Regions from separate parts of the Homo sapiens genome. Here regions 1 and 3 are each linked to region 2. A link is a contact called in ENCODE Hi-C or POLR2A ChIA-PET data. All regions are on one chromosome and are shown on one strand. Each heading gives the region's core, a stretch centred on a gene start or an enhancer-like site at or near the end of the contact. The rest is flanking DNA. Distances are from core to core; before and after follow the strand shown.

Region 1 (3,701 bases), core at 498-2,997, 120 kb after region 2:
CATGAGAGCCATGGGGGGCAAGGGGGTGGCTCTTACTCCCCACATCGCGGGGGGTGACTCACCCCCCTGCCATGTGGAACGTAAGAGCCGGGGGGGGGGGCGAGGGGGTGGCTCTTACTCCCCACATCGCGGGGTGCCTTACCTGTACTCTTCATTCTGACCTCAGCTCCACCTCCCCTCCCCAGAAAGTTCTTCCATGACCACTCATTCCAAAATTGGTTCTCCACTGTGTCTCTATCACAGAACCCTGTTTATTTGTTAATACCAGCAATCACAACTCTGATTCACTAATTCACTTATTGATTATTCTTTGCCTGCGTCCTATACCATAATGTGGACCTGTGAAGGTGAGACCCTTGTCCATCTAGCTTAATCTAGCTTAACATACGCTAGCACTTACGGCAGGTCCTTGGCTCAGCAGGCACTCAATGAATTGGGGTCGAATGAATACAGTAACACTGGATCATTAGAAAAGGAGAGAAAACTTCCTCAACGCTAAAATGCACTTTTTATCGATTCTGGAAGGGGGCTGCATCTTCCATTGGATATGGATATTTAATGTCATATTTCATTCCCACTCCTCTCTGAAAAGTTCCTAGTACATCGAGGTGCTCATGTGGTAGATTGTGTCTTAGCACCAAGGAAGGACAACAAGCAAGGATTATCCTGGGAAGGGAGCTTAACTACCTCTAAATCCAGGATGCTTTTTCTGAGCAATGAGGAGGATGGAGGCACATCAAAGGGGACAGAATAAGGAAACCAGTGCTCAGAAATGATGAGAAGGAACGTGGAGTAGGAAGGCATCCGGAGATGGCAGGCCAGCCTGCAATGGTCTTCATCCTGCACAGAGCAGTACGAATTTTCCTTCCTCCCAGCTTGGGAGTGGATGGGGCCAGGAGTAGCTGCCTCACTTCAGGTGTTCCAGCAAGCATGCATTCAATGGCCTACAGGCCTGAGGTAGCAGGGTACGTAGGCCTAATCCCATCTGCCTGCTTGAGTCTCAGGTATTGCACAAAACCAAAGTCTGTGCTTAGCGACTGCCCCCAGGTTTGAGCAACTGCTTAAAGCATTATCTGCTCAAAGTACAGCAGTGCACCACCAACGTCAGGACCTCTCAAAGAGCTTGCATAAAACGCAGGGCATTGGGCCCAATTCCCAACCTGCAGAACTGGCCTTCACAAACAGAGCCCAGGAATCTGCTTTTTAATTTATTTATTTATTTATTTATTTATTTATTTATTTATTTATTTATTTTGAGACGGAGTCTCGCTCTGTCGCCCAGGCTGGAGTGCAGTGGCGCCATCTCGGCTCACTGCAAGCTCCGCCTCCCGGGTTCACGCCATTCTCCTGCCTCAGCCTCCCGAGTAGCTGGAGCTACAGGCGCCCGCCGCCACGCCTGGCCAATTTTTTTGTATTTTTAGTAGAGATGGGGTTTCACCGTGTTAGCCAGGATGGTCTCGATCTCCCGACCTCGTGATCCACCCGTCTCGGCCTCCCAAAGTGCTGAGATTACAGGCGTGAGCCACCGTGCCCAGCCAAATCTGCTTTTTAATCAGCTCCCTGCTTCGCGGGATTCTTAGGTGAGTGGTTCTCAAACCTAATAAGTTGAAGTGGGGGATGACTCATTCAGGAGGCTCATTCTCCTCCGCTGCGCCTCCTCCAGCCCTCTTAAATGTTGTCTCTTCATCTTTCTTCGTACCTTCGGTTTATCACACTCCAGGCAGCTTCTGGTGTGCCTGCCCCTGTCCATTACAGAGGAGAAAGGAATCCACAGGCCCCTGCTGGGCGAGCTTGGGTGAGTCTGGGGGAGCTCCAGACGTGCCCCGGAGGGCCTGGGAGGAACTAGGTCAGATCTCTCCTTTGGGGACCTACTGCCTGTTCCTAACTGCAGCCTGACCTCTGGTGGTCAGAAGGGAGTCGTTTGGTAGGAAGAACCCAGAAAGTTTGGCTTTTTGCAATTGGGGGCTTGTGGGAGGAGGAAATTTAATCCTTACAAACTCCATCTCTGCTTGCAGAGGCTCCTTTGCTAAGCCTGGGGTTATTTGAGGAGGGGGTGGTGTGCAGTTTATGGCTCTTCCAAGTTCCTTGTTTTGCCTCCGTGGCACGCTGATCTTGACAGCTCCCCTGTACCTGAACGTTTGTGGGAACATTTTAGCTGCATTGCTGCCTTTCATCTGAGGGGGCAGAGGAGAGAGAGAGAGATGGGCAAGGAAGGAGATGTTGGGTCTTTTCATGTTTTTAAAGGTTTTCTTTTTTTTTAAAGGTGGGGTGGCCAAGGTTGAAAAGCCTAGCAAGCAGACACAGCTCTGGAAGGTGTGCCTGTGGCCTCCATTATTCATGTCTTGACCTTCTCTCAGCGGCCAAGCGCCCACTCTGCCTCTCACTTGGCTGGGGCACCTGAAACCGCTGAGGCCTGAGAGCGCTGGCTCCATGGCTGCAGCAGCCCTTTCTCTGCCCCACCAGGCCCAGGTGTGGCTTTTCTGGCATCCAGATCCTTAACCTGGTCAACGTGCTAAAGCTCAGTCACACACAGGATGAAAGTGGCCATAAAAACACTTAGAGAAGCCTCTCTGGCAATAAATCGCCCTCTCCTTTCCTTTTTAATTCTTAGGAATTAATTAACTTAATTATTAGCTAATTAATTAGTAGTTAATTAGTCAATTAACTAGCAGAACTAGATCACCTGACTTCCATGATAAACAATAATGTGCTTTTGCATTTCCAGAACCAAAATATAGTGCCCAATTCAAGGAACTGTTACTCTTTAGTAATCACAAATAGTGTAACAATGTTGGTAAACAGAGACGTTAAGGCTGGACCAAGAAAGGTAGTGCGGTAGAATGGGAAGTGCACAGTCTGGCAGTTGGAAGCTGGAGCTATGGTTGGGTTGACTGGGCAATTGATTTATTCAGTCATTTAACAAACTTGACTGAGAGCCCTTGATGAAGCAGGCATTGCACTGAATGCCAGGAAGACCAAGAAAAGCAAGACATATGACCCCTACCCCCAAGTTATTTTCAGTCTTGTGGGAGGCAATCAAAAGACATATAAACTGTTTAGACCATGAAATCTGTCTGGCATATTTAGCTCCTCGATTTGCTGCATGGTCTTCATCATTGTCAATCTCCTTCAGAGAATGCATGGAATCTCATTTCGTTCTCGCAATAATCCTATGAGGGAGGTCTTATCATCCCCTTTTATAAGGAAACTGAGTCCTTAGAAAGATCAGAGAGTTTGCCCAAGGCCAAATGGCCAGTAAGTGGTGGAGCTGGCACTGCAATCTAAGTCAGCCTGACTCCAGAGCCTGTGCTGGTGGCCACCAGGCTACACGGTTCTCCAAGATCTCCCACCTCTAATCTTTTTTCTGCTGCTCTTTTGCAGAGTCCACTTCCTGCCCTCTCACTTAACAAAGTCATCTCTGCCCATCCACCCAGCCTGATGGTCTTCCCTCCAGTCTCAGGGAAAAAGACACACACCCTCCTGCAAAGCCCATGCTCCTCACCTGAGCCTCCTCCAGTCCTCTTAGGATCGTGCCTCTTCATCTTTCTCCTGCACCTTCAATTTATCACACTCTACTTGTTTCTTCCCCGCTCAGTCCCTAAATGTGTCAAGCGCCCTCCTGTTCTAAACAATCCCCAAAATACAACAAAACAAGAGCTTCCTTTTCCCCATACCCAGCTCAGCCCTACCTAGTCCCCACC
Region 2 (3,756 bases), core at 46-2,545:
TCGATCTCCTGACCTCGTGATCCGCCCGCCTCGGCCTCCCAAAGTGCTGGGATTACAGGCGTGAGCCACCGCGGAGCAGGGCAGTTTTAAAGTTGACTTCTGAGAGCATCAGATTTTGGATAGTGTCCTTTCTCAGGTCCTGTTTCCTTGTCTCCTCATCCCATTTTAAAAGCCAGACACATAAACCCCGGCACTCCTTTAGCGAAGGGCTCAGTGAGGGCGTTTTTGCCACCCGTGGCCAGGGGTCATTGGGTCAGCAAAGTCAGAGGAAACCTAGAAAGGCAGAAGCCCAGGAGGTTGACGCCCTGCGGGTCTAGGGGCCAGGTGCTGGGTGTCTCTCCTTTCGTGTGCGGTTCCCAGCAGCAGGTCCTGGTGGGCGCAGACTGACCGGAGAGGTGTGGCTCGCCCCCTCCCCAGACCCCGAGGTGGCAATGAAACCTCCATCTCCTGGCTTGATTCCTTGTGCTATAAAAAATCTTCCACTGGCCCTTTGCATCTCTCGCCCTCCATCCCCCAAAGCCACTATCGGGAGGGGACAAAAATAATTTCTGAGGGGCCATGGGCACTAAAACCACAGCAGACAGAGGCTGTGTCTACCTGAGGAACTGGAGAGGTAGAATTAGAGGGGGAGGCTGGGCATCCTCGGCGGCGCCCCCTCCATCCAGCGTGAAACCCACGAGGCGCGGCGTCTCGAGTGGCGGGCGGGCAGGGGGCTGCAGGATTCACGAAGCCACCTCCGCCGGGGACCGCCTTCTCTCGGAGTGGCCTCCCCTCCGGCGTTCCGCTTTAGTAAGACGACACTCAGGCCAAACAGCCGCCCCCGGCCAGCCCGACTCGGCTCTGGAGGGAGCGCCCCGAGGGAGTCCAGCCGGAGGCGGAGAAGGCCACTCGGCCAGAAGGTGGGGAGCCGCCGGCGTCCCCTCGCACCTCCGTCTCCACAGCAGGGGGAAAGGCCCTGATCGCCGTGGTCCACACCACCGCGTCCACCTGAGGCTCGCCTCGCTTCCTGGGTCCCTAGAGGGGTGGCGTACTCCGCTTTCTCCTGCCCCCAAGTGGCCGCACCCCTCCGCGGGACGCTTGGTTGGGTCCAGGGCGGGGCGGGCGGGCGCTCCCCGTACTGCCGCGAGCTCAGCGCGCAGCTCCCGCGGCTCGGCTGCCGCCGCGGCCAGTTGGGGCGGGTCGGGGGCGGGGTCTCAGGGGGCGGGGATTCGGGGGGGCGGGTCGGGTCGGGAGGCGTGGGTGGGGGGCGGGGCGGACGCGGAGCGCCCCTCTGGCTGGCGGGGCCAAGGGGCTGAGAGGAGTGGGGCAGGCTCGGCGCCGGTAGGAAGAGTCAGAGGGGTGACCAGAGAGCCCAACGCCTGGTGCTCAAGACTTTCTCCGAGGTATGAACAAGAACCAGGCGTCTGGGCCCTTTCCGCTCGCCCCATCGCTCAGCCGCCGCGCCCCGGACGCCCGCTGTGCCCCCTGCCGGCGGGGCGGCGGCGGGACTGGGTTTCGGGAGGGTTTCTGGAAGTCGCGAGTCCCAGCGAAGGCAGTGCACCGCTCTCCGCCTCTTTCTTCGCCTTCTTCTCGCTCCCTTAGCTCTGGGTGTCGGGCACCGGTGGTAAGGTCGCTTCTCCGTGAGTCGGAGGTCGCTCACTCTGGGACGGGCGGACGAGGCCCTAGGGCAGCCGAGCCCGGCAGCGGGGGAGGCGTGGAGCTCGGGGCGGCTTCAGCGGCGGGGGCGGGAGGCTGGTCCTGGCTGCAGACTGCGCGCCTGGGCTCCGTGCGCGGTCCCTGGTTCTCTGCATCGCGGAGGTCCCCGGATCACAGGGCTCCCTGGCGGGCCCCGGCACCCAGGTCTGTGTCGCTGTGGCTGGGCGCCGGGACTAGCACCCGAGTCCCGCGCTCCCGGGGGCTGCGCCGTGCCGCCTGTTGTGCGCGCGCAGAGGCCGGACAGCCCGGCTGCGGGAAGGGACCCGAGCGCAGGGTCTGCCCCGCGTCCCGGAAAGTGCCTAGTCTGCGGAGCCGGAGGTTGAGCTGGGGCAGATCGGCGCCAGACGGGGGCCTGGGTGAGATACGAGTTGGGGGTGCGGCCTGCAGAATTTGGGTTTCTGGAGGAGCTTACGGCGCGCTGGCGGAGCCCCAGGCGAACAGGAGCACCGGATTCGGCTCCGGGAGGGCCAGGCACTGTCAGGTATGGACAGCTGCGGTCCACCCGTGTAAGTGTAAAGTCTACAGAGATTAAAACAACACCTCGAGTCCTGGGACAGCATAACCTAATGGTGCGGGCGTTTTCTTAAAGGCACGAATAGATGGGAAAATGTCAAAATAAGCATATTTTAAAGTTGAAAGCTGGCAGATTTTCAGGCCGTGTAGTTGTGTAGCTAGTGTCCAAAGAAATATTAGCTCGTTTTCCCCCTTAACACCTTTTCATTTTTATTTTTTTACGCAAAATCTGTTTTGCCAGTATTTCCCTCAGGAGCTGTGCATTGCTCACAGCAGGGAAGGAAAACTTCAGCAAGCGTTCTCAGGTTGCTTCTGACTTCCAGCCTGTGCTCTCCAGCATTTCTGAATGTGGAGAAAAAGTATCTCTTGCTGGATTTTCCGAGTATGATTCCCTTCTGTTCTTCTCTGGGACCGGGCAATGTTTGTTTATGGGTTTTATAAGCATCTATTTAAATTTAGTTTTTGCACGAAATACTCCCTCTTGCCACAGGGTGTAGTTTGGGGTTTAGAAAATGCTGTTGGAGAAAGCTGCTAGTGGCTTCATTTTCCAAGAATGTAAGTCATTTCCTTTCTGTGATTTCAGGGAGTTGATATTTCACAGCATCAAAACTTTGTGGGGAAAATTTTCCGTAATACATCTGTCATTAAAAAGGCTTGTGACTTTTGGGTTTCCTTCTTAGAGCAGTGCATGAATTTAGGTTCAGCAGTGTTAAAGGATGAGAAATTTTTTTTTAGAATTTAGAGCATTATGAGACTATTGTAGAAATTTTAACTACCAGGACCTACAGGATGGAGAGTGGGGGAGGGGAGAAGACCAGAAGAGAGGCAGGAAAACAGATGCCTTTGCTGATGTCCTTTGTAGTATAAAACTTAACAGCACCACAGCACCTAATCATTTTCTCAGGTGTGGCTTTGAGAAATAAACGTTTTATGTTAAAAATGAAAATACTTCACAATATGAGACAGCTGGCATTTGAATACTTTTCCCAGTATGTTTGTAAACATTTTGGATTCATATTTCATATTAAAATGGACATTTAGTAGGATTATTAGATGAAAAGGGTCCCCCAGGGGATATCTAATATCAAATTATCTGCAGGACATCTTCTCCAGAAAGCAGACTGACTGTAATATGAACTAATTTTCCCCCCTTTGAGTTGCTTGCAAGAATCTCTGAGATCTGACACTGATGGGCTACAGTAATCAGCAGTTCTTGCAGTACTCAAGACATTTTAAGGGGCAGGAAATCTTTCCTATTTCCAGTATCTCCTTTTTGGGGGCAACAAGGGTAAGCTGCTAGTTTTAAGTACATAATTTGAACTTAGAGATTTAAGATGCTCCTGGCTGTACAGGAAAACGCCTGAAAACAGCATGGGCCTGGATGAAGACGCTGCTTTTGAAAGCAAAATGCCAGTGTGCTAGGTAGCGGTTTTTAGTTACAAATTCTTAAAAAAAATTGTTACTGAACTAGGTTAGCTGAATTGGGGGGGGGGTCTTTTTGTAGTTTTTGGATTTTGTTTCCACATTTAACTATACTTATAAAGCTTT
Region 3 (3,870 bases), core at 985-3,484, 76 kb before region 2:
ACTTAAACCCCACTTTGTCCTCAGTCAGTGCTTTCAAATGCCCTTGCTGGGTCCCATAACTAGCCACTTACTGGAAGGAAAGCAGGGGTTATAGGCCAATAAGGTGACCTGGCGTTGGAATTCTGAGGAGACCACTGACATTTCAATGCCCCACTGGCCCTGTTATCACCTCTTATGCCAATGAGAGACAAAGGAGCAGGAGAGAGAGAGGGGAGGAAAGAAGGGTGAAAAGGGACAGAGGAAATGTCTTAAGGTGAAACAGATATTCCAGGAATACACTCCTCCCTCATCCATTTGCTACTTTCCTTCAGTACTTTACAAGAAAGTAAATATTGTGAGGAGCCAGATCCCAGGGAAGGCACAGAAAGGAATCCTACATTAGGCTGAAGCAGTATTTTTGGTGCTCTGCTGGCATACTGAATTCTTAGGATGCTACTGTGGAGCCAACATCACGCTGGTCGTTTGTATTCAAGTTATGGTGATGAAGACAGTCCCCGTGTCTCAAATCTCTATGTCCAAGTTATTAAATTCAGGAGACTGGACGCTTACCTTAAATGAAGCAAGGTAGGAGGCAGATGACTACTTACCAAGACCATCATTTGCATAAAGGAGTCAAAGAATCACCGTGTATCAGTCAGACCACAGGCTGGTTGTCTCTCTAACCAAGTAACCTGATGCTATTAATACAATGACAACTAGGGATATTTAGGGAAAGAAACGAGACAAGATTGCTTTCTAGGAGGCATTTCCAGAATCCCATAATAATTAGTTATTACTAAATTCATCACCCTCTTCAACCTATTTTTTTATTTTCTATGAAGCATCTCTTGGGTAACAGTTTTCATAGAATTGCTAGCCACAGGGTGACTTCATGCTTCCTTTTATTTGTGCTAAAGCCACCTTTGATTAACCCTTGGGAAGGTCTTCCTGTGCTTGCCCTGCCAGCCCTGCCCAGCCCTTATGGTTTTGTAAACATCAATCCTCTCTGACCTTAGCCACCACCTTTTCAGAGTGAAGGGTGCAATAGGCTCTCCCTCTCATTGCTCAACCTTTCTAGTCTCTTCTGGTTGTGCCCTGGAATTTACTGGACCATGGTTTTCCAAGCATAGATCAGGGCACATGCAAAAATAGACTCTATCCACAGAGCCTTTAAAGCTACCCTGATAAGAAGTCTTCTTTTTTGAGATTTATATTCATTTTGAATTATTAAAATACAAGTGTCCATCATGAGACAAATGGATAAAGAAAATGTGGTATGTATGCACAACGGAGTACTACTGAGCCATAAAAGAGAATGAGATCCTGTTATTTGCAACAACATGGACAGAACCTGAGGACATTATGTTACATAAAACAAGCCAGGCACAGGAAGACAAACTTCACATGTCCTCACTCATTTATGGGAGCTAAAAATTAAAACAATTGAACTCATGGGTATAGAGAGTAGAATGATGGTTACCAGAGGTTGGGAAGGGTAGTGGGTGGGGTGGGGGAAGTGGGAATGGTTAATGGGTACAAAAATATAGTTAGATAGAATGAATAAGAGCTAATATTTGATAGTACAACAGGGCGATTCTGATCAACAGTGATTTATTGTATACTTTAAAATAACTAAAAGAATATAATTGGATGGTTTGTAACACAAAGAAAGTATAAATGCTTGAGGTGATGAATGCCCCATTTACCCTGGTGTGATTACTACACATTGCATGCCTGTATCAAAATATCTTATGTGCCCTATAAATATATACACATAGTATGTACCCATAAAAATTAAAAATAAAATAAATTTTTAAAAGGATAATAAAGAAATACAAAGTAAATGTGTTGCTCTCATGTAAGAGCAGTTTGGCCTTTTTTATCACAGCATGGAGCCTATTGAAAGACCACTTTTATGCCTAGAGAGATGATGCCCCACCAGTCACTCAAAATGGCTACTAGGAACATTATCAATCCTCTTTCATTGCTGAGAATGGCTTAAATTTGAATTTTAAGATTCAATTTGTTATTTAATTTTAAAATATGGCTTACATTTTAACTTTAAGATCCAGAGGCAGTCTGAATTAAAAACTGGGGAGAAAGGAATTAAGGCAGATAAGTAATTCCAACTTATCTATCGACATGAAATAACCTTTACAAAGATGGGCTGTGAATATAAAGAGAGCCTTGTCTGTGCTCCCTGAACATCAGGACTTTGGATCTTGCATCAGCGGAGGGGGCCACCTGGCTCTGACTTTCTCCTGCAGATGCAGATGCTCCTTGGTTGAGCTAAGTGGAAATTCCCTTCTGGAGTCTCCCTAGGTAAGGGCCGTTAGAAAGTGTCAGAGGAGTGTGTGTGACTGTTTTCTGTTTTCGTGAGATATTGTAGAACTTTAAGTCTGCTGGTCATAAATGTTTTCTTTTTGAAATCCTTAGAGATTTTTTTTCTTCTTCGTCACAATGGCAGGAATACAGAGATTTCGCATGATTTCTTAATGGGATTCAGCTGCCTACGCTGCAGTGCTTTCAGCTGTATTTGAGAATGCACTGTGTTTCTGCCTTGTTTTACGTTTGCAGATGGCTGGAACTCTCCGTGTCTCCTTTTCTTTCTGTCATGGCTGGCAAGAGCTCATGGGCCATGAGCTGCATCTTTATAAACATGAACAGATTAGCAGGTATTCCCAAATGGGACAAATGCTACCTTATTGCAGACAGTTTCTAGTATAGTCCCACATTCTTTGAGAAAGTAGGTGGAGACCCCATCAGCACCAGGCCACTGGCAGCAAATGGTTGTAGCCAGGAGCCAGAATAGAGCAAGTCCAGCCTGAGCCTGTGGTCGGCAGTGGAGAAGAGAGGGTCGCAGACCTGAGGCAAAGGGCAGCCTGAACAATCAAGAACCAGAGCAGCCCTGGCACCCGACACCCAGGAGAGTGGGCTACAGGAAGAGGATCTGAGACCAGAGCCCACAGAGTCTGCAGAAACTAGAGGCACAAGGCACGAGGAATCACAAAGCAAACTTAAGTGCCGACATCAAAGAAGGCATTCTCACCCTGTTTCCTGCTTCTGGGTTTCTCCACATTCCTATAGCCTTACAGACAGTAAGCCCAGTGTGGTGGGAACAGGGAATTGAAGTGGAAAGCACAGGCCAGGGGATCTGATGGGTCTCTTAGATCCCCTGGGAGGGCATGACAACATAGAGAAAGAAGAGTCCTTTAAAAGCATTCAACATAACGTAGTTTGCCCAGGCAGTTCACGCTGACTGAAACCTCCTCTGTCTTCTGAACTCGGGCATGCCTATCTCATCTCTTCTTTTGAAGCAGAATGCTTTAAATTTTTATTTTTATCCTGTGAACTTCAATATGCGACCTCCTTCTGTGACAGAGCTTCTCTTTTGGTCCCCCATGAGTGGATATCACCTTGTACTCCCCTGCACCCCTAAGCTCACGTTCTTCATCTTCTCTTTGACCCTCAGCATGTTATCCCTTGACCCATTCTTCAGTTTTCATGTCTATCATCTGCAAAATCTTTTCTGCCTCATAGTACTTAGGAGATCAGACATACGCACGCTGGAGACAGGAACCTCCCAATATCAAATTAGCCACTTGGGCCATCTTGTCTGGCACGTTGCATAAATGTTGTATGGAAGACAGGTCCTCCTCCCAATTTCGTTTTTCACTGGCCACATGATGTTAGACAAGTCTCTTTCTCTCTTTGAGCCTCTCCTGTCTGATCCAATGGGTTGTAAGAATCAGATGAAATAACAGAGGGGAGAGGATTACACATTTTAAAGCACTATGCAAATGTAAGGTGTTGTTATAATAAAATATGGATCATGGCTTATGTTGGGGTGGGGCTAAGCCTCCTTTAGTCATTCTTTCAGCTTGTTTGTGT

The links. A loop is a pair of places that touch in the nucleus more often than their neighbours do. ChIA-PET counts read pairs that join two places held with the same protein, here RNA polymerase II (POLR2A). Pooled maps may share reads with other maps.
Region 1: a loop to region 2 is called in a map of PC-3, with 13 times the contacts of the local background. The contact joins the enhancer-like site here to the promoter of FRMD6 in region 2. A Hi-C loop is called at or near these places in 64 of 168 maps with a recorded cell type or tissue (A673, CD4-positive, alpha-beta T cell, CD8-positive, alpha-beta T cell and 43 more), 16 of 37 single-sample maps with no recorded cell type and 45 of 50 pooled maps. POLR2A ChIA-PET finds 5 or more read pairs at or near these places in 8 of 52 experiments (A549, HEK293, HEK293T and 5 more).
Region 3: a map with no recorded cell type shows a loop between it and region 2 (2.1-fold over the local background). The contact joins the enhancer-like site here to the promoter of FRMD6 in region 2. A Hi-C loop is called at or near these places in 5 of 168 maps with a recorded cell type or tissue (CD8-positive, alpha-beta T cell, Caco-2, PC-3 and 2 more), 5 of 37 single-sample maps with no recorded cell type and 6 of 50 pooled maps. POLR2A ChIA-PET finds 5 or more read pairs at or near these places in 9 of 52 experiments (A549, AG04449, AG04450 and 6 more).

The regions. Positions count from the first base shown.
Region 1 is chr14:51,774,569-51,778,269 of GRCh38, forward strand. The region is part of intron 1 of LOC101927598 (a long non-coding RNA gene); the gene reads left to right. Among named protein-coding and RNA genes, the nearest start is that of GNG2, 84 kb to the right of the region's middle. RefSeq lists a silencer at 1,474-1,643. Within about 2 kb of position 1,748, at least 4 of the 41 ENCODE cell types and tissues checked have a DNase peak (open chromatin) inside an H3K27ac peak, as active enhancers do; they include PC-3, PC-9 and uterus, where a contact is called at or near this core.
Region 2 is chr14:51,650,615-51,654,370 of GRCh38, forward strand. It overlaps FRMD6 (FERM domain containing 6), which reads left to right and starts at 1,296. Exons shown (of 14, transcript NM_001267046.2): 1 at 1,296-1,382. It overlaps FRMD6-AS1 (FRMD6 antisense RNA 1), which reads right to left and starts at 1,130. Exons shown (of 1, transcript NR_037676.1): 1 at 1-1,130. RefSeq lists an enhancer at 299-917 and silencers at 890-959, 1,090-1,539, 1,750-1,839, 1,850-1,909, 1,920-2,069.
Region 3 is chr14:51,573,201-51,577,070 of GRCh38, forward strand. All of the region lies in intron 2 of FRMD6-AS2 (FRMD6 antisense RNA 2), which reads right to left. It also overlaps a transcript of FRMD6 not described here. Among named protein-coding and RNA genes, the nearest start is that of FRMD6-AS2, 25 kb to the right of the region's middle. Within about 2 kb of position 2,235, at least 2 of the 41 ENCODE cell types and tissues checked have a DNase peak (open chromatin) inside an H3K27ac peak, as active enhancers do.